Regions from separate parts of the Homo sapiens genome. Here region 2 is linked to region 1. A link is an interaction called in ENCODE POLR2A ChIA-PET data of the cell type or tissue named here. Cell type or tissue: IMR-90. All regions are shown on one strand. Each heading gives the region's core, and the rest is flanking DNA. Links, peaks and the distances in the headings are about the cores only.

The links. ChIA-PET counts read pairs that join two places held together with the same protein. Peaks named below come from ENCODE experiments on the same cell type or tissue, not always from the same donor. Only the 100,000 strongest peaks of a DNase experiment are listed, where the experiment ranks them.
Region 2: POLR2A ChIA-PET joins it to region 1 with 5 read pairs; 4 of 35 experiments call an interaction of 5 or more read pairs at or near these places.

Annotation. Positions count from the first base shown.
Region 1 is chr1:12,623,600-12,635,912 of GRCh38, reverse strand. No RefSeq gene overlaps it. Among named protein-coding and RNA genes, the nearest start is that of DHRS3, 12 kb to the right of the region's middle. In IMR-90, for the core only: no CTCF peak of the experiment used is centred there; no DNase peak of the experiment used is centred there; H3K27me3 peaks cover 3,228 bases.
Region 2 is chr1:12,291,360-12,303,672 of GRCh38, reverse strand. It overlaps VPS13D (vacuolar protein sorting 13 homolog D), which reads right to left. Exons shown (of 70, transcript NM_015378.4): 24 at 9,969-10,149; 25 at 4,289-4,471. Among named protein-coding and RNA genes, the nearest start is that of VPS13D, 67 kb to the right of the region's middle. In IMR-90, for the core only: no CTCF peak of the experiment used is centred there; a DNase peak (open chromatin) is centred at 6,822.

The DNA.
Region 1 (12,313 bases), core at 4,187-9,186:
CGGAGGTTGCAGTGAGCCAAGATCGCACCACTGCACTCCAGCCTGGGGACAGAGCAAGACTCCGTCAAAAAAAAAAAAAAAAAAAAGACGTAATAGAGGTGGAGTCATCCGCACCATTTCCCATAAGACAGCCTTGACAACCCGTGACTAGCCGAGGTCCTGTCTTAGCTGTGACAAGCCAGACCTTGAGGCTGGGTTTTCTAATGTCCCCTTGTGCCCCTGCAGGAGGATAGAACTAGTGTGTGGGGCTCACTGCCCGGCAAGGGGCACTTAGGGGGTGCCAAGCCTCCCTCTGAGAGCTCTACCCCTGACTCTTATCAAGAAGCCCTCACACACCCCTGATGTAGGCACTCCAGCTGTCCCCATTTCACAGATGTGGAAGCCAAGGCCCAGGGGCATTAAGAACTATGCTCCAGGTGAGGCGCTGTTTAAGTGAAGAAGGAGGAATATCCGTGTCCTGTTGATGCGGAGCAAATGATCACAAACTCGGTGGCTTAAAATGACATAGATGCATTCTCTCACAATTCTGGAGGCTGGAAGTCCAAAATCAAGGGGTGGGCAGGGCCACAGTCCCTCCAGAGGTTCTAGGGGAATCCTTCTGAAGCGGCATCATTTGCCTGGGGTAATACCCCAGGTTCGTTGCCTCACGCCAAGGAACTTAAGGATGCACACACGCAAGGAGTGAGTTTAAGGGTGGAAGTTTAATAGGCAAAAGGGAAAAGCTCCCTCCCAGTTTGCAGCGAGATGCGGTCGGTTTTGTAGATGAGCTTGAGGAGGCGGTGTCTGATTTACATAGGGCGCAGAGGATTGGTTGGACCAGGTGTTCCCTTTACATAGCGCACGAAGAAGCTGGCCATCCCACCCTAATCTTTTGTTATACAGTTGGGGTCTCCACCTGGCCAGCGCCGCATTGTCTGCTTCTTTACTGCACATGTGGCCTCCATGTTGAACATGCCTGGCCCCCAGATAGCCGTTTCCAATGGGCACATAGGAAATTCCCACGTACACACAGGCACATAGTAATTTCCTGCCGGCATTTCCCTACGCCAGCTTCCAGCTTGCTTATCTGTTTGCAGCTTGATTTTTCAGGCTGTTTTTTGTTAGGAAAAAAAAATGATTTGCCTGTAATCCTAGTACTTTGGGAGGCCGAGGCGGGCAGATCACCTAAGGTCGCCAGTTCGAGACCAGCCTGACCAACATGGAGAAACCCCCGTCTCTACTAAAAATACATAATTAGCCAGGCGTGGTGGCCCATGCCTGTAATCCCAGCTACTCGGGAGGCTGAGGAATCGGTTGAACCCGGGAGGCGGAGGTTGCTGTGAACCGAGATCGCGCCATTACACTCCAGCCTGGGCAACAAGAGGGAAACTTCGTCTCAAAAAAAGAAAAAGAAAAAAATGATATGGGGGCTGCTTTTTATTAAAGAGAAAACCTTACCGAGGACTCTCTTACCCTCACTATCCTCCTAAATAATTTATTTTTAGCTCCTGTATCACTTCCTGGCCTCTTGCAGCTTCCGGTGGCTCCAGGGTTCTGCGGCTTGCAGCTGCGCCACTCCAGTCTCTGCCTCTGTCCTCACATCGGCCTTCTCTTCCCTGGGCGTCTGTCTTCTCTCATAATGACACCTGTCGTTGGATTTGGAGCCCCTCTGGCTATTCCAAAATGACCTCATCTTGAGATCCTTAGTCAAATCTGCAAAGACCCTTTCCAAGTCAAGTCACATTCACACATTCAGAGATTAGGATGGAGATGTATCTTTTGGGGGACCCCCTTCCAACTTGCTACAGAGGATTTGAACCAGGTCTGGCTGCCACTCAGCCTTTAAAACCTCATGAGGGGGTGGGGGGGGAGTGAGGATGGTGAATGGATACAAAAAATAGAATGAATAAGAACTAGTATTTGACAGCCCAGCATGGTGGCTATACTCAGTCATAATTTAACGGCCTGGCGCGGTGGCTCACGCCTGTAATTCCAGCACTTTGGGAGGCGGAAGTGGGAAGATCGCTTGAGCTCAGGAATTTGAGACCAGTCTGAGCAACATAGTGAGACCTCATTTCTAAAGAAAGAAAAATATAATAATTTAATTTTACATTTAAAAATAACTAAAGGTATGATTGGATTGTTTATAAGACAAAGGATAAATGCTTAAGATTATAGATTCCCATTTACCCCGACGTGATCATTACAGACTGTATGCCTGTATCAAAATATCTCAGGTACCCCACAAATATATACACCTGCTATGTACCCACAAAAATTTAAAAGTAAAAAAAAAAACAACAACACAACACATCCGGCCGGGCGTGGTGGCTCACGCCTGTAATCCCAGCATTTTGGGAGGCCGAGGCGGGTGGATCACGAGGTCAGGAGATCAAGACCATCCTGGCTAACACGGTGAAATCCCGTCTCTACTAAAAAATACAAAAAATTAGCCGGGCGTGGTGGTGGGCACCTGTAGTCCCAGCTACTCGGGAGACTGAGGCAGGAGAATGGTGTGAACCTTGGAGGCGGAGCTTGCAGTGAGCCGAGATCCAGCCACTGCACTCCAGCCTGGGTGACAGAACAAGACTCTGTCTCAAAAAAAATAAGTAAATAAAAATAAAATAACACAAGACATCCAACAAGTGCCCAGGGCACCATCACCTTGTGGGGGTGGGGGGCTCCTACCTACCCCAATTAGAGCTGAAAGCACAGAAAGTCCACTTCCTTGAGACACCTGGTCACACAGGGACAGTATGACCTGGAAGTTCAAGTGTTTGGGACAGAGAAACCTCGGTGGTTTTCTCACCTCCACGATTTCCTCCAATAAAACTTCCTCAATTCCCCCAACCCTGCCCTTGGCAAATGCCCCACTTACCTGCCACTCACACGACACTCTGTCCTCTCCTCTGGGACATCTCACAAGTGTGAATCCACTTCTGTGATCAGTGATTTCTGCCTGTCCCCTGACCTCCGCTAGATGTGAGGGAGAAGGGCAGTGTCTACAACTACTCATGTGGACATCTTACCCCTGTGGGGCTTTTCTCTTTGTTTGTAACAGCTTTATTGAGATGTAATTCACATACCATACAATTCACCTGTTTAAAATGTATAATTCAAGGTTGTTGTGGTGGCTCCTGCCTGTAATCCCAGCATTTTGGGAGGCCAAGGCAGGTGGATTGCTTGAGCCCAGGAGTTCAAGACCAGCCTGGGCAACATAGGGAGACCCTGTCTCCAAAAAAAAAAAAAAAAAAACACAAAAACTTGTTGGGTGTGATGGTGAGAGTCTGTGGTCCCAGCTATTCAGGAGAGGGAAGTGGGAGGATCGCTTAAGCCCTGGGAGGCAGAGGCTGCAGTGAGCCGTGATTGCACCACGGCACTCCAGCCTAGGTGATAAAACAAGATCTTGTCTCAAAAAACAAAAAGGAAACGAAAAAAACTTAAGTGTACAATTTAATGGGTTTTAGTATATTTATAGAGTGGTGCAGCCATCACTGCAATCAATTTTTGAACATTTTTACCATCTCCCCTCTTAAATTCTGTCGCCAGTAGCAGTCACTCCCCTTTCCCCCTCCCCCATGCCCTAGCAACCACTGACCTGATTTCTGTCTCTATGGCTGCCTGTTTTGGACATTTCATAGAAACAGAATTGGACAACGTGTGGTCTTTGTGACTAGCTTTTTCACTTATGTTTCAAGGCTAATGCATATACAGTATATTTCATTCCTTTTCACTGCCAAATAATATTGCACTGTATGGATTTGCCACATTCTATTCATCCATTCATTAATCTGCAGACATTTGTGTTGTTTCTGTTTGTTGGTCATTATGAATAACACAGCTATTAAAGCAGCATCCATGTGCTCCCAAGAGAAGTGCTCCAGAGAAAAGGCAAAGGAGGAGATGGGGGGTGCAGAATGGGGGAACATTACTGTTATGGGATCTTTAGGTTGTCATTTTTCTGGCCGGAAACCTCTGTGGCTGGGGGCGCCTTTGCCCAGGTTTTGCTCAGGCCCGCTGGGTTTCCTTCACCTACTTGGCCTGGCAGGTTGAGCTCAGCTCACACTGCTGGCCTGGGTCCCACACCTGCAAATCAGAGGAGGAATGGCAAGGGGTGTATGAGTAGGTACAGGGTCCGGCCACTGTGCACAGACAGACATGCCAGCTGCTGCAGCAGGATGAGCAGCTCCAGGTGCCGGCAAAGTCGCTGGCTCTCTGCGAGGCTGCAGCCAGACCAGGCACGCTGCAAGTAGCTTCCACAGTTGGCACCAGGGAACACAGTGGCATTCAGAAGCTTGGAGACACCAGGAACTGCAGGGCCCAAAAGAGGGAGTCACAGCCCTGGCTTAGGGAGCTCTCAGGTCTGGGCTCCCTGAAGGGCCACAGCTCTTCTCTCCTTCTCTTCACCCACAGCATGGCAAGCAAGGGGCATGTCTCAACCCTGTTTGTGTTACAGCTCTTTTAGTCTCACCATTCGGTGGGTCCTGAGTTCTTGTCCTGCAACCAGGAAGAATGAGGTACACAGACAAGAGGAAGTGCAAGATGAAGAGGAGCTTTATTGAGCAATAGAACAGCTCAGAGGAAACTGGCAGGGGGCAGCTCCTTTCTGCAGCCAGGGTGTTCCCACAAGTGTTCAGCTCCTAGCGGAGAGGGTAGCTCCTCTCTGCAGCTGGTCATCCAGTCATCTGTGCAGCTCTCAGCAGAGAGGAGACCATAGAGTGGGTGGCTCATCTCTGCAGGCAGGTCATCCCATCGTCTCTGTAGCTCTCAACAGAGAGGAGGCCCTGAAGTGGGTAGCTACTCTGCAGCTGGTCATCCTGACATCCGCTCAGCTCTGGCTGATCTTGGGGCTTTTATGGGCCTCAGAGGGGAAGAATTGCACGCTGATTGGTCCATGGGTGGCCATAGGTGGGCCCGGAAAAGGCACCACAAGTTCCTGCTCTGCAGAACTGGCAGCCCAGCCCCCAGTTTTCAGACTCTCCTAGCCTGAAGGTAAGGTCTCACTGGGGTCTCACCACCCCCTTCTGCTAAGGAACCTGTCTGCCTCCTGCTGCTGTTTTTGGCACCTAGGCTGTAGGTGCCAAAGGGTGCCTGCTGCCCTCAGCCCCCCTTGGCTTCCCTCCTAAGGTTGTTGGTTCCCAAAGTCCAGAGGGGGCCAAGGCAGCAAGGGGCTAGCATGTCAACACTGCCCTGAGTGTGCGAAGATCCAGACCGGCTGCAACAGCACCCAGACTCAGCCCCGACTTTGCTCTGAGATCAGAGCTGGCACCAACAGCAGGGAGAAGCCAGGCAGCGGGAGCAGGCACTTCTGAGCCTGCGAGGGTGGGGGACCTTCTTGGACCCCAAGAGTGCGGGGATGCCTGGGTCTGCAGCTGCAGTTTGGGTAGCTGCACCTGCACCCAGGGGTATGGGGCTCCTGCCTGCTCTGCGGAGCATGAGGCCTGGGTCTGCAGCCAAGGTTTGGGTGGCTGCATCTGTCCCCAGAGGGCAGGGCTCCTGCCTGCTCTTGGGCCCCGAGAGTACAGGGATGCCTTGGTCCACAGCTTTGGCTTTGATGGCTGCAGCAGCAGCCGGGGAGCTCCTGCCCCAACACAGAGGGATGGGACTCCTGCTTGTCCCCAGCTCCCACCAGCTCCATGGAACATGCAGCCCCAGCCTCGCCTCCCTGCTGCAGCTGGCATGATGGCAGTAGCCACTCCAGATGGCCTGCCGCTGCCGTCATTACAGTGTTAGTGAAGTCCTCAGTGACACTGAGCTGAGACCTGTAGAAGGTGGAGGAGCGAGTCCTGCAGATATGCAGGGGTTGGGGGGATCACAGTCGTCCCAGCTCATCGGATCTTTTTGCCAGAATTGAATGTAGCCACATTGATTATCTGTGTCCTCACCATCTTGGGAGTCAATTCTTGTGAAGGTTGCCCAAAAACATTATTTTGAATTCATTAGAAGCTCAGGGTGGTAAACATGCCAAGGGTAATGAAAACACTTAGCCTTGGGGAAACCTGGGAGGACTCTGGGAGGAGGTGGCATTTGACTGCCCCCACCTTCTGTTGAAGGGTAAATAGAAATGAGGAGGGTCTGGCTGACTGCCCAGCCCCTATCACAAGGAAGCTCTCTGGGGGGCCTCTGCACCCTTCTGAAAGGAGACAAAGGGGCAGCTAAGATGGGTCAATGGGGAGTCCAGCGTGTAAGCTGCCCCAGGATTCCTGAAGCCAGGTGGTCTTTGAGGAGTGCTTGAGGCTTAGGAGAGCAGAGGGCTGGCTCCTGGTTTTATGCAAAACAGCAGAGCTTCCCTGCTCCACACCTGCCCCTATTCTTAACAGAAGCCTTTGTTTCCTCCCAGTGCCTTCCCCTCACCCTCCTCCCCAACCTGCCAAGGCCACCAACCAGAAGCTAATTTGAAACAGTAAATTTGGGAGCAGTAGAGAGGCAGAGCAAGGCAAGTGTCTGCTTTGCCCCCAGGCCAGCCTGAGAGAAAACCTCCACCAATGGGCACCTGGCCTTCCTTTGTCTTGGTTGAATCAACAGTCCATTCATTCATGAGAAAATTCATTCAACAAACATTTCCTGCACATCTCCTCTGTGCTGCCCCCAAACAGTCCCCAGGCTGGAAGGGGTGGAAGAGTGGGGAGAGCGACAAGTAAATAAACGCATGCCATAAAGTGTTTCTGGCATTCTGACAGCCATCTTCATTGGGTGCACAGCCCTAATAGGTCACGGTCTGGGAAAGGGGCCACATGCAGGACCAGCTACATCATTTGCAGGTGCAAAATGAAATGCAGGCACCTCATTCACAAATTAAGGATTTCCACAGGCCAGGCGCAGTGGCTCACGCCTGTAATCCCAGCACTTTGGGAGGCAGAGGTGGGTGGATCACGAGGTCAGGAGTTCAAGACCAGCCTGACCAACATGGTGAAACCTGTTCTCCACTAAAAATACAAAAATTAGCTGGGCATGGTGGTGCACATCTGTAATCCCAGCTACTAGGGAGGCTGAGGCAGGAGAATCACTTGAACCCGGGAGGCAGAAGTTGCAGTGAGCTGAGATTGCGCCACTGCACTCCAGCCTGGGCAACAAAGTGAGACTCTGTCTCAAAAAAAAAAAAAAAAAAAATTAAGGATTTCCACAGCAGACCACTGAAACAGGCGTGGGGCCCTCCTCAGTGTGGGGGCCTGTGGAACAGCCCAGGTCACGTGTCCACAAAGCTGATCCAGTTCCTACTCCTCAAGAGGTTGCCAATCACACACAAGATTTGGACAGGTTATTTCTCCTCTCTATCTTCAGTTTCTTGATCTGGAAAAATGAGTTTGTACCTGCCACGTACATTGGGTTGTTTGGTAACCACCCAGTGGGTTCTTCCTGCCTGCTGCACAGACAAAACCAATCCATTGAGACCATGGCATTGCAGTAAACAAAGAGTTTAATTGACCCGAGACTGGCCATACCATGCAGGAGACAGAGTTATTATACAAATCAATCTTGTTGAAGACTTGGAGGTTAGAGGTTTTTCTTTTCTTTTTCTTTTTTTTTTTTTTTTTTTTTTTGAGACAGAGTCTTGCTCTGTCGCCCAGGCTGGAGTGCAGTGGCACGATCTCGGCTCACTGCAACCTCCGCCTCCCAGGTTCAAGCAATTCTCCTGCCTCAGCCTCCCGAGTAGGTGGGACTACAGGCACCCGCCACCACGCCTGGCTAATTTTTGTATTTTTGGTAGAGACAGGGTTTCACCACATTGGCCAGGCTAGTCTCGAACTCCTGACCTTTTTGCAGGTGAGGCCACTCTCATCCCCTAAAGCAACCTTAGAAAGGTCCTATCCCAGGGTGAGGCAACAGGGTAAGCAACAGGGTGAGGAGGGAGGTATTCATTCCTGGTTTTACAAATCTGTTGTTTTTTTCTCTCTGGGTCCCAAAACTGAAGGGCAGCCCTCAACCCCTTCTGGCCCCATAGATGTTCAGTGTTTGACTAAGATGAAATAGGCCAGGCATGGTGGCTCACGCCTGTAATCCCAGCACTTTGGGAGGCCAAGGCGGATGGATCACGAAGTCAGGAGATCAAGACCATCCTGGCTAACACGGTGAAACCTCGTCTCTACTAAAAATATTTAAAAAAAAAAATTAGCCGGGCGTGGTGGTGGGCGCCTGTAGTCCCAGCTACTCGGGAGGCTGAGGCAGGAGAATGGCATGAATCCAGGAGGCGGAGCTTGCAGTGAGCCGAGATCACGCCACTGCACTCCTGTCTGGGTGACAGAGCGAGACTCTGTCTCAAAAAAAAGAAAAAAAAATGAAATAAAGACCCAACATGATCTGAACAAAGTGTTTTTATGAACTCATGAAAAGAGTCCTTATTAGAAAGGGCTTAGGCAGGAGGCAGGCATGGGGGGTTGCAACATGTCTGATGGCTTTCTGCAGGCTCCTGGCGAGCAGTGATCATTAGCGGATTTTGTTCTGGGGAGGCTCAGTGTCAGCACCACATTATGGGATTTTATGGGATTTATGCACAGAACTTTCCTACAAAGCAAGGTATTATAGGACGGATTAGGCAGTTCCAAGAAGCCAAGGTCCTGGCTCCCCTCTCTGTCTTATTTTTTAGGAGAGTGTTTCAGAGGCCCGTGGTCAGGGGCTCTCTGGCCTTACCCCTGGACTGTAAAACAAGCATGCTTTTACAGAAGATCATACGGTGGATTTTTTTTCATAGAAACTCATTATAAAACATAGAGAATATGTAAAAAGGCATTAAAAGAAGATAAAATCACATGTACTGCCATCATCCACAGACAGCCACTGTCAACATTCTGTGTTTCCTTCCTGTCTTTTTTCTGTGTGCAGGCATGTGTGTGCTCACAGAGAGACAGAGAGCTTCAGAGCAGGGAGCAGAGACAGAAGCAGAGACAATGGGCTTTGATGTAAAACCGAGCTGAATTCTAATCCCTTATTTGCCACTCACTGGCTCCGTGAACTTGGCCAAGTTGCTTTACCTCCATTTCCAGCGATGTAAAAGGAGACTATAGATCCTACCTCCAGGGAGTTCTTTTGGTTAAATGAGATTAAATGAATATAAAGCATTTAGTGTACAACCTGACACACAGTAAATCCCAACCAAACAGTAACTAAATAAATATGGACATACACTATGGGGCTTTTCATTCCAAAAACAGGATCATACTGGTGATTCAATTTTGTATCCTAACCCTGTAAGAATTTCACTGCTATCAATACGGAAAAATTGACTTCTATTCCCAGGCAGCTGAAAAATAATAATAATACAATTCCCAATTATACCTTGCTTCCTAGACTAAATTTTTAACAATGTAGTATACTGTCAATATACTTTTTGTTGTTTTGTTTTGTTTCGTTTTAGACAGGATCTCACTCCGGTTGCCCAGGATGGAGTGCAGTGGTGAGATCACGACTCACTGCAGCCTCAACTCCCCCAGCTCAGGTGATTCTCCCACCTCAACATCCCGAGTAGTTGGGACTACAGGCACACATCACCACGCCCGGCTAATTTTTGCATTTTTAGTGGAGACAGGGTTTCACCATGTTGCCCAGGCTGGTCTCAAACTCCTGGACTCAAGCAATCTGCTTGCCGTGGCCTCCCAAAGTGCTGGGATTACAGATGTGAGCCACCACCATACCTGGCCAGTGTGCACAGTTTTTTTGTTTCCTTGTTTGTTTTTTGAGACAAAGTCTTGCTCTGTTGCCCAGGCTGGAGTGCAGTGGTGCTCTCTTGGCTCCCTACAACCTCCACCTCCTGGGTTCAAGCAATTCTCCTGCCTCAGCCTCCTGAGTAGCTGGGATTACAGGTGCATGCCACCATGCCTGGCCAATTTTGTAATTTTTAGTAGAGATGGGGTTTCACCATATTGGCCACGCTGGTCTTAAACTCCTGACCTCAAGTGATCCACCTGCCTCAGCCTCCCAAAGTGCTGGGATTACAGGTGTGAGCCACCACGCTTGGCCAGTGTGCACGTTTTGTTTGTTTGTTTTTGGAGACAAAGTCTCACTCTGTCACCCAGGCTGGAGTCCAGTGGTGCTATATTGGCTCACTACAACCTCCATCTCCTCGGTTCAAGCAATCCTCCTGCCTCAGCCTCCCAAAGTGCTGGGATTACAGGTATCTTCCACCATGCCCGGCTAATTTTTCTAATTTTTAGTAGAGACGGGGTTTCACCATGTTGGCCATGCTGGTCTTAAACTCCTGACCTCAAGTGATCCACCCACCTCAGCCTCTCAAAGTGCTGGGATTGCAGGTGTGAGCCACCACGCCTGGCCCAGTGTGCACGTTTTTTGCGTTTTGTTGTCCTTGTTTTCTTCTGCCCATCAAAAACCCAACTAGCACCTGACTGAGGCTGCAGGTTCATAACATCCAGAGGATCTGCCTGTTCCACCTGTGTTCCAGTAACGCCACTTAAAACTGCATGATTTTGACATGTTACCCCGTCCTCTCTGGGCCTCAGTTTCCTAATCTGTGAAATGGGAACAGCAATGGTGTCCCCTCAGCAGCAGGCTGTCGCAGCCAAGTAAGATACTCCACATGACGCACTGCACCTGGCATCTAGTAAGCATTCAGTAAAAGGTAAAATAATTAAGTTTCTTGAGTTTGAGACATAATCTTCATATTACAAATTTATGCACTTCCAATTTGTCTGTTTTCTACTTGTTTTTATAAACTGATTAGGGCAACATGCATTAAGATATTGAAATAGGCCGGGCGCAGTGGCTCACGCCTGTAATCCCAGCGCTTTGGGAGGTGGAGGTGGGTGGATCACCTGAAGTTGGGAGTTTGAGACCAGCCTGGCCAACATGGCAAAACCCCGACTCTACTGAAAATACAAAAATTAGCCGGGCATGGTGGCGGGCTCCTGTAGTTCACCTACTCGGGAGGCTGAGGCAGGAGAATCGCTTGAACCCGGGAGGCAGAGGTTGCAGTAAACTGAGACCGTGCTACTGCACTCCAGCCTGGGTGACAGAGCAAGATTCTAACTCAAAAAAAAGAAAAAAGATATTGAAATAATTGGCCAAACAGAGCTTTTCAATGATAGAGTAGTCATTGAAGGGAGCCATGGCTGGCAGGAAGCACCTTTATGCACTCTGCCCACGGAGAGAGACAAGCCGGATGACAGGCAAGCTAACCCTAGCCCTAACTCTAACTCTAACCCTAACCGTAACGTGGACACAGGTGGCTGAGGACCCAGGATATTCATGCAAAGCCAGGGAGCCTCCTGTCTGCCTCCCCACCTGAAGGCAGGGACTGGGCTATGCTTGCCATCTTAGAGAGCCCTTCTAAAAAATGGCAGCGACATCATAAATCCTGAGAGAGGCCCATTGTCAGAGGCAGTTAGAAGCAGTGGCCTTGGGCAAGTTATTGAATCTTTGGAGGTCTCTGTCCTCATCAGTTCAGTTAGGACCAGATGAGATATTACCTTTAAGGAGCGAAAGAAGTACCAGGGTATGGGAAGCACTCAATAAATGGTAGCTCCTTGTGATGACAAATCCATCACTAGAGTCACGGGCTTTTGTTTTGTTTTGTTTTGTTTTGTTTTAACCTCTCAATGAAATCAGTCTCCTGCGTGACCTCTTTAACAACTTCTTCTTACAGTGGATATTAAAACCTGGGTTAGGCCGGGCATGGTGTCTCACGCCTGTAGTTCCAGCACTTTGGGAGGCCAAGATGGGCGGATTGCTTGAGCCTAGGAGTTCGAGGCAGCATGGGCAACATGGTGAGGCCCCATAACTACAAAAAAAAAAAAAAATACAAAAATCAGCCAGCTGTGGCAGTGCGTGCCTGTAGTCTCAGCTGCTCAGGAGGCTGAGGCAGGAAGATCGACTGAGCCCCAGAAGTGGAGGCTGCAGTGAGCCATGACTGCACCACTGCATTCCAGCCTGGGTGACAGTAACACTTTATTTAAAAACAAACAAAAAAACAAAAACCTGGGTCTTTGTGAATGTATTTCCAGAAAGAGTATAGACAGAAAAGCAGATTTTTTTTTTTTTTTTTGAGACAAGGTCTCACTCTGTCATCCAAGCTAGAGTGCAGTGGTACAATCACAGCTCACTGCAGCCTCCACCTCCTGGATTCAAGCAATCCCCCTGCCTCAGCCTCCTGAGTAATTGGGACTATAGGTATGCACCACTGCACCTGGCTAATTTTTCTATATTTTTAGAGATGGGGTTTTACTGTGTTGTCCTTGAACTCACTAAGTTGCTGGTCTTGAGCTACTGGACTCAAGTGATCCTCCTGCCTCGGCTTCTCAAAGTGCTGGGATGACAGGCATGAGCCACCGTGCCCAGCCTGGAAAGTAGATTTTGCCTTCCTGAGACTGCTTCATTTATTTCTTAG
Region 2 (12,313 bases), core at 4,259-9,258, 330 kb after region 1:
ATGTTGACTCCTCTCAGCTTTGGAAAAGAATACAAAAACACTGCTCCCTTTCACAGTTCTCTCAAGTAGTAATTACAAGTAAAAGAAACTAGTTCTTGCTTTCTGCAATTTTTTTATTTTTTTGCAAGGCAGATTACTAGGTAAATGTCATTATTTAAGTATTTCAACATTAAAACCTTTCCCTCTCACTTAGTTTATTTAAACTCTGTAAAGTGTTTGTTGCCCTTTCATTTGATTCATCTCTACATCCTCTCTGTAGTTGGTTTAAATAAATCAGTGGCTTGAGAAGATTAACCCAAAGCTTTTCAAAGATTTTGACTTAGAAATTGTGGTTTAAGCATAAGCTATGGTTGAGAAAAGTGAAATAAAAGCATATGCAAAAAAACTCAATCTTGTACTCATTAAGACATGGATTTATGTAAAACAATTCCAAACACACAGGAGTCCTGGAACTCAAGGGCAAATAACCCGTCTCCAAGCTTTGATTTCAGGATTATTTCCTGTTCTTTAACCACTGGAATGCATATTAGACAAACCTCACACATGCAAATGTATTCAAAGGCAAATGCAAATACAAAATGATGGCTGGTGAAGAAGGTAATTATTCATTTCATATAGACTGTAATCAATTATATTTAACTGTATGCATGGGGAGGTGAACTTCACAGATGTGTTTATCTGCTTACAAATACTTGAACAAGCAACACACTCCAAACAGCCCTTATGGAATTCTACAGAACAATCACTGGTACCCAGTAAGATAGTTTTTCTAAGATTTAAGGATATAAAATAAGATCACCAAGAACGTACTAGTGAAGGCTAAAAAAAAAAAAAAAAAAAGGAATTCTTTTCAATGGGCCTTAAGAACAACATCTTTACATAGTATGAAAGTAATTCAAACACTTAAAAAAAAAAGTTAATAAGCAGGCTTTCTCAAGTAATGAGATATTTTAAAGGGTTGGTTTTAATTTTCTTTTTAAAGCATGTGAATGTGGATTGACTGCTGAATCCCATAAGGTTTTTCAGAATAGTCAGGTTGCAAAAAAAGCACATTATACCTTGAAGAAAAAGCGCTCCTTGTATGCACTGCCACTTAAAATCAAATCCTCAAAAACAAATACAGGGAAATTTTTTTCATTAAAACACTACAAACTCTGTGCTATTATTTGACTTAAAAAATAGGAACCCTTTTGCAAAAATGTCTTCAGTATCTTGGCAATTCTTCTGCCGAGGCTAACTTCAGGGCCTGCTGGTAAACCCATACATAGATATATCTGATAAGGAAACTCTGGCCAGTACCTTTTTAGGAAGGATAGAGAAACAAAAATGGTCCTGGTGAACTTGGTCACACAATCTGGCTAGAACTGATTTCCTCCTAAAAATTTTAGTATGGCCTCAAAGTAAAGATTTACCACAAATAAATACAGTTGTGCACCGCATAATGCCATTTCAGTCAACCACAGACCACATATACTATGATGCTCCCGTAAGATTATAATGCAGCATTTTTATTGTATCTTTTCTATATTTAGATATGTTCAGATACACAAATACTTAACCATGGTGTTACAACTGCCTACAGTATTCAACACAGTACTGTGCTGTACAGGCTTGTATTCTAGGAGCAACAGGCTATAGCACAGAGCCTAGGTGTGCAGTAAGCTAAGCCATTTCGGTTTTGTAAGGACACTCTATGATGATCACAGAGCAAGGAAATCACCTAAGGATGCATCATTCTTCCAAGTATCTCCCTGTAGCTAAGGGACCATAACTGTATTTGGTCTTAGTCCCTGACACAAGAGTTTCCAAGACCCTTGGAATCTCCAGAGTGATAAAATGTCCTTGTGTATGTTAACGAGATAACTGGTGGCTAAAAACCCTTAAATAGCTTTAGAACGGGGGTTGCTGGAAGTACAGGCAACCGTGTGATTAGAGGGTTGGAACTTTCAGTTTCAGTGCCCAGGCCTCCAGGGAGAGCAGCGGGGCTAGAGATTGAGTCTAATCACAAATGGCCAATGATTTAATTAATTATGCCCATGTAATGGGGACTCCATTAAAAGCCTAAACAATGGGGTCCAGAGAGATATCAGGTTGGTGAATACATCCGCAGTCCAGGAGATGGAGCACCCCAATTCCATGGCACAAAAGCTTCTGTGTTCGGGACGCTGCGGGGTCTCGCCCTATGCACCTCTTCATCTGGCTGTATCCTTTATTACAGCCTTTATGCTCAACCAGTAAATGTGCTCCCCTGAGTTCTATGAGCCACTATAGCAAATTACTGAACCTCAGGAGGCATTGTGGGAACCCCAAGCTTATAGCTAGTCTGTCAGACATACAGGAGACCTGTACTTGTGACTGGTGTCTGAGTGGGGAGCAGTCTTTAGGGACCTGTGGGGTCTTAAGCTAACTCCAAGTGGTTAATGTCATAATTAAATTATAGACAAGTTGGTATCTGCACAGTCGGAAAATGGTTAGTATGGGGGAAAACCCAACACATCTGGTGTCAGAAGCATTGGGAGCTGTTTCCTTTTATATGTAAAGAGCACAGCACTGGCTGATGTATAATAAGCATTCAGCAAATGGCAGCTATGTATTGCTATTTTCGGCAGTTTTTAAATCTTACAATCAAATCTTACATACATCTCAAAGGCCATCTCTCTCCCTACGTTATTAGCTATTATACTAAAAATAGGCATAAGTAGCTGGGAATTTCAGTAAGTGCTTTTCTGACACACTAAAACGAGTTTGCAAGGAATAAGCAAATAGACTGAAGAGCTGCTGTGGAAACCAGCAAGGAATGATGAAAACACACACCAAGAATGACAAGGCCTCATTTCTGGTTCCAGAAATGTCACTCAGTCTCCTCAAATGCAAAAATGGATGAAGGGGGACTAATCGGACCATCTAAAAGGTCCTCTCAGCTTTAAGGGTCTGTGAATTACTAGGTGTTTCCATTTTTACTGTTTATTCTCAAAGAATCCTAGTTTCCCCAATGTAAAACACAAATAACAACAGTCCTCATCCTAATTACCTCCAAACACTGTTATGAGAAATGGATAAGTCACAGCCATAAAAAAGAATGAAATCATGTCCTTTGCAGCAACATGGATGGAGCTGGAAGCCATAATCCTAAGCGAATTAATGCAGGAACAGAAAAGCAAATGTGGCCGGGCATGGTGGCTCATGCCTGTAATCTCAGCACTTTGGGAGGCCAAGGCGGGTGGATAACCTGAGGTCAGGAGTTCAAGACCAACCTGGCCAACATGGTGAAACCTCGTCTCTACTAAAAACATAAAAACTCGCTGGGTGTGGTGGTTGGTACCTGTAATCTCAGCTAATCGGGAGGCTGAGGCGGGAGAATTGCTTAAACCCAGGAGACGGAGGTCACAGTGAGCCAACACAGTGCCACTGCACTCCAGCCTTGGCAACAGAGTGAGACTCTGTTTCAAAAAAAAAAAAAAAAAAGCAAAGCAAATGCCACACATTCTCATTTGTAAGTGGGAGCTAAACATTGAGTATCCATGGATGGTCATAAATATGAGAACAACAGATACCCTCCTAAGGTTCTATAATTTGCTAAGAGAGCTCACAAAACTCAGGGAAACACGTTTACTTGTTTAACATCAACTACTAGAGCGGAGTCGGGGGGTTGGGGGGAATGGGTCGGAAAACTACCTATTGGGTACTATGCTATCTGGGTGCAATATACCCATCTAAGAAACCTGCACATGTACCCCCTGTATCTAAAACAAAAGTTGAAAAAAAAAAAAAGGTGCCACAGTAATTTAAAACTGTAAAGCAATATACTGTACAGATGTTATTATTAAGACATTTTTAAATGGCTTCAAGTAAACCACGGGCCAATCACGTCCTCTGAAAAAAGCCACAGAGTCTAAAACGTTTATATTATAGAAGGAATGCTTTTATATAAAGAAAGCATTATAAAAAGATGGAAGGTTGATTCCATTGGTTTGTTTGCTAAAACAAGTTACTACCTACATTTACTAAGAGTTATAATTTACACTACCTCAATTCATAAGGTTAATTGAAATATCAATAAAATGTCAAAAAAAATTCTACTACCTACATTTACTAAGAGTTATAATTTACACTACCTCAATTCATAAGGTTAACTGAAATATCAATAAAATGCCAAAAAAAATTCTTCAAGCCACATACCCTACAAAAGTAATAGCAATTATGGATCATCTTACAGCAGCATACAAATTTTTCAATTAGTGATCAAATACTAGCTGAACGGAAAAGGAAATGGATACTGATTGCTCACCTTATCTTGTAGGGAAAAGGTGCCAGGAAAACCAGCAAACAGAAACTTATTTTTGACTTTCAACTTCCCCAAATTTGCTACAATCAGATTATTTGATCTGGAACTTTCTGGGATCAAGAGAACGGGAGCACCAGCCTCAATATCCAGGAGAACCCGTGAACAGCGCTGGGCTTGATCTCTCACCTGAAAGAGGAAGGAAAACTGACTCAGAGGATAATTAATTCCCTAATTTTACCACCAAATAACCTCAGGTTCCCAAAAGTTTCGTGAGTTTATAAAACAATTAAAATCATACAGAGCATATTCTATGACCACCATGGAGTTAAACTGGAAGTCAGTAACAAGAAGATAATGGAAAATCCCCAAATATTTGGAAAGTAAACTACACACTTCTAAATAACCCCTAGGTCAGAAGAAATCACAAGGGAAACAGAAAAATATTTTCACTAAAATGATAAGGAAGACATAATACATTAAAATTTGTGGGATACACTTAAAACTATGCTTAGAGAGAAATTTACACCACGACTTTAGAAAGCAATAAAGACTTAAAAATCAGTAATTGAAAGCTTCCACCTTAAGAAGCTGGAAAAAGAAAAGTAAATTAAATCTGAAGTAGAAGGAAGAAAATAAAAAGCATAAGTCAATGATATAGGAAACCGACAATCAGAGAAAAATCAATTAAACATTTATAGAATATGACTGCACCCAAAAACCACAGAACATACTTTTTTTTTTTTTTTGAGACAGAGTCTTGCTGTGTTGCCCAGGCTGGAGTACAGTGGCACAATTTCAGCTCACTACAAACTCCACCTCCTGGCCTCAAGTGAGATTCTCATGCCTCAGCCTCCCGAGTAGCTGGGATTACGGGCACGTGCCACAACGCCCAGCTATTTTTTGTATTTTTAGGAGAGATGGGGTTTCACCATGTTGGCCAGACTGGTCTCAAACTCCCGGCCTCATGTGATCCACCCGTCTTGGCCTCCCAAAGTGCTGGGATTACAGGTGTGAGCGTGCCCAGCCCAGAACATATCCTCTTTATAAGAACAGGTGGTCTATTGGCTGAGAGTATGCCTCGGCCATAATACAGGCCTGAATAAGTTGGTTATTTTAAAAGATAAAACTAATAAACCCCTGGCCACTTAGTAGCTTGGTTATCTTGGTTAAGTCGTTAAAGTCTCTGTGCCTCCGTTTCCTTATCTATAAAATGGGAATAATAATAAGCCATAAGCCCTACCTCAAAGAGGTATAGGGATTAAATGAGACAATACACCCAGAAACTGAGGTGAAAATGTAACAGCTATTATTATTACCACATCAACACCATATCTTTTCAGTCTTTTTTTCCTGTACACACAGCTATGTATTTATATATATACAGGCATCCTGACTAGCACTTACATCTTGAACATGCGTTCAGTTATATGTTAATGGAAAAAACACTGAATCATGAGCCAGACAACCAGGGCTAAGAGTTAACAATGTTTCCTCACTTATAAAATGAAAGTAACACATCTGCCGACCACCGCCTCATTAGGTATTATCATAACTAATTATCTTTTTTTCCTTGATTATATCCTCCCACTGAAATATAAACTCCATGAAGGCAATGACCTTGTCTTTCTTGTTTTCCACTCTGTTCCTAGCACCTGGCAAGCTGCATGACACACTCATTCCTAAATTACTGAAGAAATGAACAAACAGGGTTGTTATAAGGATCAAATGAGATAATGTGTAGGAAAGCACTTTGAAAACTCCAAAGCATCATTAATATAAATAATTATTGCCAAAAGTACAGGCTACTTAATTCTGCTATCTCCGTATTCCTACTATAACTGAGTCAAGGGAAGAATAGTAAGAAAAATAACTCCCTGATGGTCACATAGCTAATGGAAGCAAAACCCACTCAAGATATTTGTCCCAAGATTTCTAACGCACAGCATTACTTTACTATACCAGTTGCTAGGTGAATGAAGAAGTGTAACAAATATAAGAGGTTACATGTAAAGTGGAAGGCATAGAAAAACTGCATCATACTTCTGGGGTAAAATATATGGGAAATAATTTATATTTGGCCAAACACATCTGGTATAACTGATACTCTTAAAATTTCAAACATTAAGAATACAAAGAAATTCAAAGTTCCACTGAATCATTATTTACAGACCTCAGAAAATGTAGGAATAAAAACCCAGCTACATGTCAAAAACACGTGTCACCAATACAAGGTGAAAGAAATTTAAATTTCAAACAAAATAGCCTCTTAATCTTATCGACAAATAAAAGTAGATCTTAGCTCTATATAAACCTAATTCAAACAGCTAGAATTAAAGATTCTTGAGAAGATCAGCTTCTCTTCAAAGCCTACATATTGAACAATGTTCAAAATAGAAAGACATTCCTTTAACCTCCTACTTGTCTTATATAATTTGATAAAGCAAAACTTGAGACTTATTGTTCAACTCTGCTTAACCCAGGAAGTTAAACCCAATTACTCAGTAATATACAAGTATCTCGTTTCCTAACCCAAATGATTCACCACCATAAGACTTACCACTGTTTCAACCACACATGTAAAAATAACTGTTTTAAATGCACACAACAATTCTAACAGAAAACATTTAGCAGAGTCATACTGAAAGTCACAAAAATGTTCATAACTTTGATAAAACAGTACCATTTGTAGGAATCAATACTGTAAACATAATTCAAAAAGTGAAAAAAAAACTTCACTTCTGTAAAGATATTCATGGAAGCATTAGTCATAAGAATGAAAAGCTGAAAGCAATTTAAATGTTAAAAATAGGAAAATGGTTAAACTAATAGATTATATAGTTGCTACATAGGATATCTATGAAAAATGCAAAGCAAGATGGAAAAAGATTCTAAAAAAGGCTAGGAAAAATAGCTGGATTCTAAAAGTGCATGTATAAAATTACAGTGTTTTACATACTTGATACACTGTATGCTATTTCTCAATCTAAATTATTTTATAAAAGCATATGCAGACCATAAATGTAATATCATTTTATATCAAATAAAAAGTCTGACAATAAGAGTGTTGGCAAAGATATGAATTAAAAGAAATTATTATACACTGCTGATGGGAGACTATCATTGAGACAGCTGTTTTGGAAAACGATCTGGCTTTATCTAGTGAAGAGAAATGTGCGCACACCCTATGGCTCAGTAATTCCACTGCCAGGTATCTCAGAGATCAGAGAAAGTCTCAAGTATGTGCATCAGGACTCACAGTACATAAGAGCTAAACACTGTAAACAGCCCAAGTGTTCCAAAGGAAAATGGATAAATCATTTATACACAGAATGAAATGCAATGGTAAAAATAAATGCTATCGTATGTAACAATATGAATGAATCTTATCAACACACTAAATGGGGGGAAAAGCAAGTCAAGGAACATTAAATACGGTTTAATACCATTTTTATAAAGATCACAAGCAAAGCAAAAGATACCGTTTAGAAATTTTTTCTTTTTAATTTTAAAGGATCTTATAGACCCAAAAATCACCAGAGTGGTTCCACGAGGAGTTGACAGGGGAACGGAATAGGGAAGGAACACAGCATATGCAGGCAGCTGTCTTCCTGATGCTTTAATTTTTAGTTAGAGGTGGGTTCACAGATGTTCATCTTATTATGATACTCTGTGACATATATACATGCTACAGATAATCTTTTATAGGTGTAAAACGCTAAATTTTTTTTGAGTTGTTAAAGAAAGAAAAAAAGGTTATATATTCCATGAGCAAATTCAGAGAAAAATGTATAGAAAACAACAGAAACAAATTAAAACATGCTATAGTGCAGAGATACTAGTATGATTCTTTTTTCCAGATTTTCTATCATTTGATTATGCTACTTGTATATTTTTTAAAAATACATTCTCTGGAAGATACACAGGAAACCGACAGCACTCGTTGCTTCCAGAGAGAGAAACTAGACAGTTGGAGAAAAATAATTGAGGAGACTTTTCTCCAAATGCCCTTTTTCACTTTGCTACTGTACCAAATCAATATCTACCAAGTCAAACATTTTTTATTTAAATTAAAATGTAATTTTTAAAAATGCTGCCACTATAAAGTATCTATTTATTAAATTATAATCTTTTACCTAATAAAGTTTTGTTTTTTTTTTTTTTTTTTGAGTCATGGTGGCTCTGTCACCAAGGCTGAAGTGCAGGTGGCATGATCTCAGCTCACTGCAACCTCCACCTCCTGGGCTCAAGCCATCCTCCCACCTCAGCCTCCCAAGTACCTGGGACTACAGACACATGCCTCACCACACCCGGCTAATTTCTGTATTTCTTGTAGAGACAGAATTCCACCATGTTGCCCAGGCTGGTCACGAATTCCTGAGCTCAAGTGATTTGCCCGCCTCGCCCCCCAAAGTGCTGGGATTACAGGTGTGAGCCACCACGCCTGGCCATAAAGTTTTTTTAAAAAAGGAAAAATAACACGTTGTTACAAAAGTACATTGTTATTTTCTATGGTTCCCAAACTGCACTGAGACACCACAGGGTGGCAAAGGCTTGCAGCTGTCAGGACTTTTTTTTTTGAGACGGAGTCTCGCTCTGTCGCCAGACTGGAGTGCAGTGGCGCCACCTCGGCTCACTCCAACCTCCGCCTCCCAGGTTCAAGCGATTCTCCTGCCTTAGCCTCCCGAATAGCTGGGACTACAGGCACGTGCCACCATGCCCAGCTAATTTTTGTATTTTAGTAAAGACGGGGTTTCGTCATGTTGGCCAGGATGGTCTCGATCTCTGGACCTCGTGATCTGCCCGCCTCGGCCTCCCAAAGTGCTAGGATTTACAGGCGTGAGCCACCACACCCGGCTGCCAGGACATTTTAAATTTTTGAAGGAAAAACAACATCTGCCAGACACTGCACTAACTAGTAGCTTGTGGTAGTTGGCATTCAATAATAGATCATTCTATACTCCTTTCAGTAAGGTATTATCTTTGCGAAGCTGGGTCTTCAGCGGTTGCTGTGAGAAAAAGCAAGTACCATAAGAAGATAAATGTGGACAGGAAGTGAGGGTTGTAATGTCCAACCTGATTCCAAGTTTGAGAAGTTATGCAATACCTAACAGGCACATACCTCCTACCAGTCATTGTGGTTACTTAAGAATTAAATAAAATATTATTCTTTCCATTTATGTGTTATTATTTTTTCAAACACCTACTAAGTTGTTAGGACATATGTACTTGTTGTTTAGACTGACTTACTTTGTAAACGGAAATACCATTAGGTGTTTCCTTTGGCCTAGGATGTGCCATGAATAAACTACCAGGACCCCACGGGGGCCACGAACTCAGTTTAGAACTTCTGATCTACTGCATTTAGAAAAAACCTACCACTTTCCAAGAGAAACATCCCCACTGAAGTCCTAAAAGGGACCAGAAGTCTTAAGTGTTCTTTGTAAACCTCCCTTATCTTTTTTTACAGAAAGTGAAAGCTAAAGTTTGAAGGTAATTTAAGTGAGATACAATAAATAAGGAACAAAGCTCTTCAATTACACAAAGATGTCTGTAGCTAATCTACACGGAGAACATATTAGCAAGGATAACTTACCTTTACTCTTCCAGATTCATCTCTAGAGGCCTAAAAGTTCTACTGATCAGTCAAACTGGAAAAGCAGCTTGGAGGGCCCAGGCTACCTACCGTCTGCCCCTCAATAGCAGCTCGCTGGCGCCCTAAGACATCCTGCAGCTGAGTGAAATGCTGAATGAAGGCCACCACCTCTGCCTGGAAACGCTGAGTATGCACATACTGCACAGAGGCCATCCGGAGGCTCACGCGAATGTCGTGTTCTCTCCGGAGCAGAGGGTCAGGCCGTCCGTATCTAAAAATTAGGATAAAAGTGTGACTCAGATAACAGCAAGACACAAGTTAGTATTTCAAGAAAACTCAGGTTGGTTTAGGGGCTTCCCTAAAACCAGCTTTAATTATTAAATGGAAATCCAAAATTAGGCTTTACAAAGCAAACTCTAATAATTACTCCTTTTGTAAGCTTCTGTGATGGGATAAAGGTGTGATAGCCAGGAGTATAAACAGGTGGACAGCTCTAGCACTGAGGTCACTCAGAGGCCACCTGAGGCTCTGACCTTTCTCCCTGCCCTGAAAGGTAAGTATTCCTGCTCACCATGTTCCTGGCAAAGATTGTGAGGATGTGTGAAAAACAATAAAAATAAGTCCATGAATTAATGGGTAAAGAAAATTAGGCATCAGAATCAATGTTTCTAGGAAAAACTGTCTTCTAGAGGCAGAAAGACATCTTTTTACTTAGTCAAATGTAAGTCAAAGAGTTCTGGAATCTATAGTCGAAGATAAATTAGAAGACTTCTACAAATTGTTCTGAGTTTAATGGAGCATGGTGCCATAAAAATATTATTAAATAGGACACAGTCAACCAACATTGCTGAGTACTTATTTTGGGCTAGGCGGGAAATTGAGAATTTTACATTAATTATCGGACTTCATGACACCAAGGTATAGAACACAAACAAATCCATTCTCAGCAGGGTACCATATAACCCCCTAAAAATGAAAAAGCCCTCAGATATCTTCTTGAAACAGTTTTTCTCAACCTTGGTTGAACATCAGCATTTTAAAAAAAACACACACACTGGCCAGGCACGGTGGCTCACGCCTGTAATCCCAACACTTTGGGAGGCCGAGGCCGGTAGACTGCCTGAGTTCAGGAGTTTGAGACCAGCCTGGGCAACATGGTGAAACCCTATCTCCCAAAAATACAAAAAATTAGCCGGGTGTGATGGTGCATGCCTGTGGTCCCAGCTACACAGAAGGCTGAGGTGGAAGAATTGCTTGAGCCTGGGAGGTAGAGGTTGCAATGAGCTGAGATCACACTACTGCACTCCAGTCTGGGTGACAGAGCGAGACCTCGTCTCAAAAAAAAAAAAAAAAAAAAAAGAGACTGAGCATGGCCCTAGACCAATTAAATCAGAATATGTAGAGGCAGACCTGGACATCTATATTTTCTAATACCTCTTAGATTAAAAAAAAGAAAAAAAAAAGGGTTGAAAACCACCATTTTATACTCCCTATTTTCTGAGAAAAGCTTTTTTTTTTTTTTTTTTTTTTTTGAGATGGAGTTTCGCTCTTGTCACCCAGGCTGGAGTGGTGCAGTGGCACAATCCCGGCTCACTGCAACCTCCGTCCCCCAGGTTCAAGCTATTCTCCTGCCTCAGCCTCCCGACTAGCTGGGATTACAGGTACCTGCCACCACACCCCGCTAATTTTTATATTTTTGGTAGAGATGGGGTTTCATCATGTTGGCCAGGCTGGTCTCAAACTCCTGACCTCAGGTGATCTGCCTCCCTCAGCCTCCCAGAGTGCTGGGATTACAGGCGTGAGCCACCACGCCCAGCCCTGAGAAAATAATTCTTTAATAACCAGCCATGCCTGAAGATCCCTTTCTAAAATCTAACATAGAAACAATTCAATATAGATCATGTTTATAAACAAAAATGCATAATGAACTCATAACCTCAACAACCTTCTGAGGCTGAAATCATTCCAGAACTTTTAGAGCTACATGGAAGCTCAGAAATGTTCTAATGATTCAGTCCCCTTAATATATAGAAAAACTGATGCACGAAGACTGCATGACTTGTCTCAGGACATACACCAAGTTCGTGGAAAACCAGCAAGAGAGCCCAGGGCTTTTAATAATCAGAAATATTCAATCATACCCTATCTGGGGTGGGTGTGCGTGTGTGTGTTGAGACAAGGCCCCCCTCCATCACCCAGGCTGGAGTGCAGTAGCACAGTCATGGCTCACTGCAGCCTCCAACTCCTGGGATTAAGGGATCCTCCCACCTCAGCCTCTCAAGTAGCTAGAACTACAGTTGCATACCACCACACACAGACGGCTTTTTTCTTCTATAGAGACAGTGTCTATGTTGCCAAGGGTGGTCTCGAACTCCTGGCTTTAAGCAATCCATCTGCCTTGGCCTCCCAAAGAGCTTAGATTACAGGCATGACCC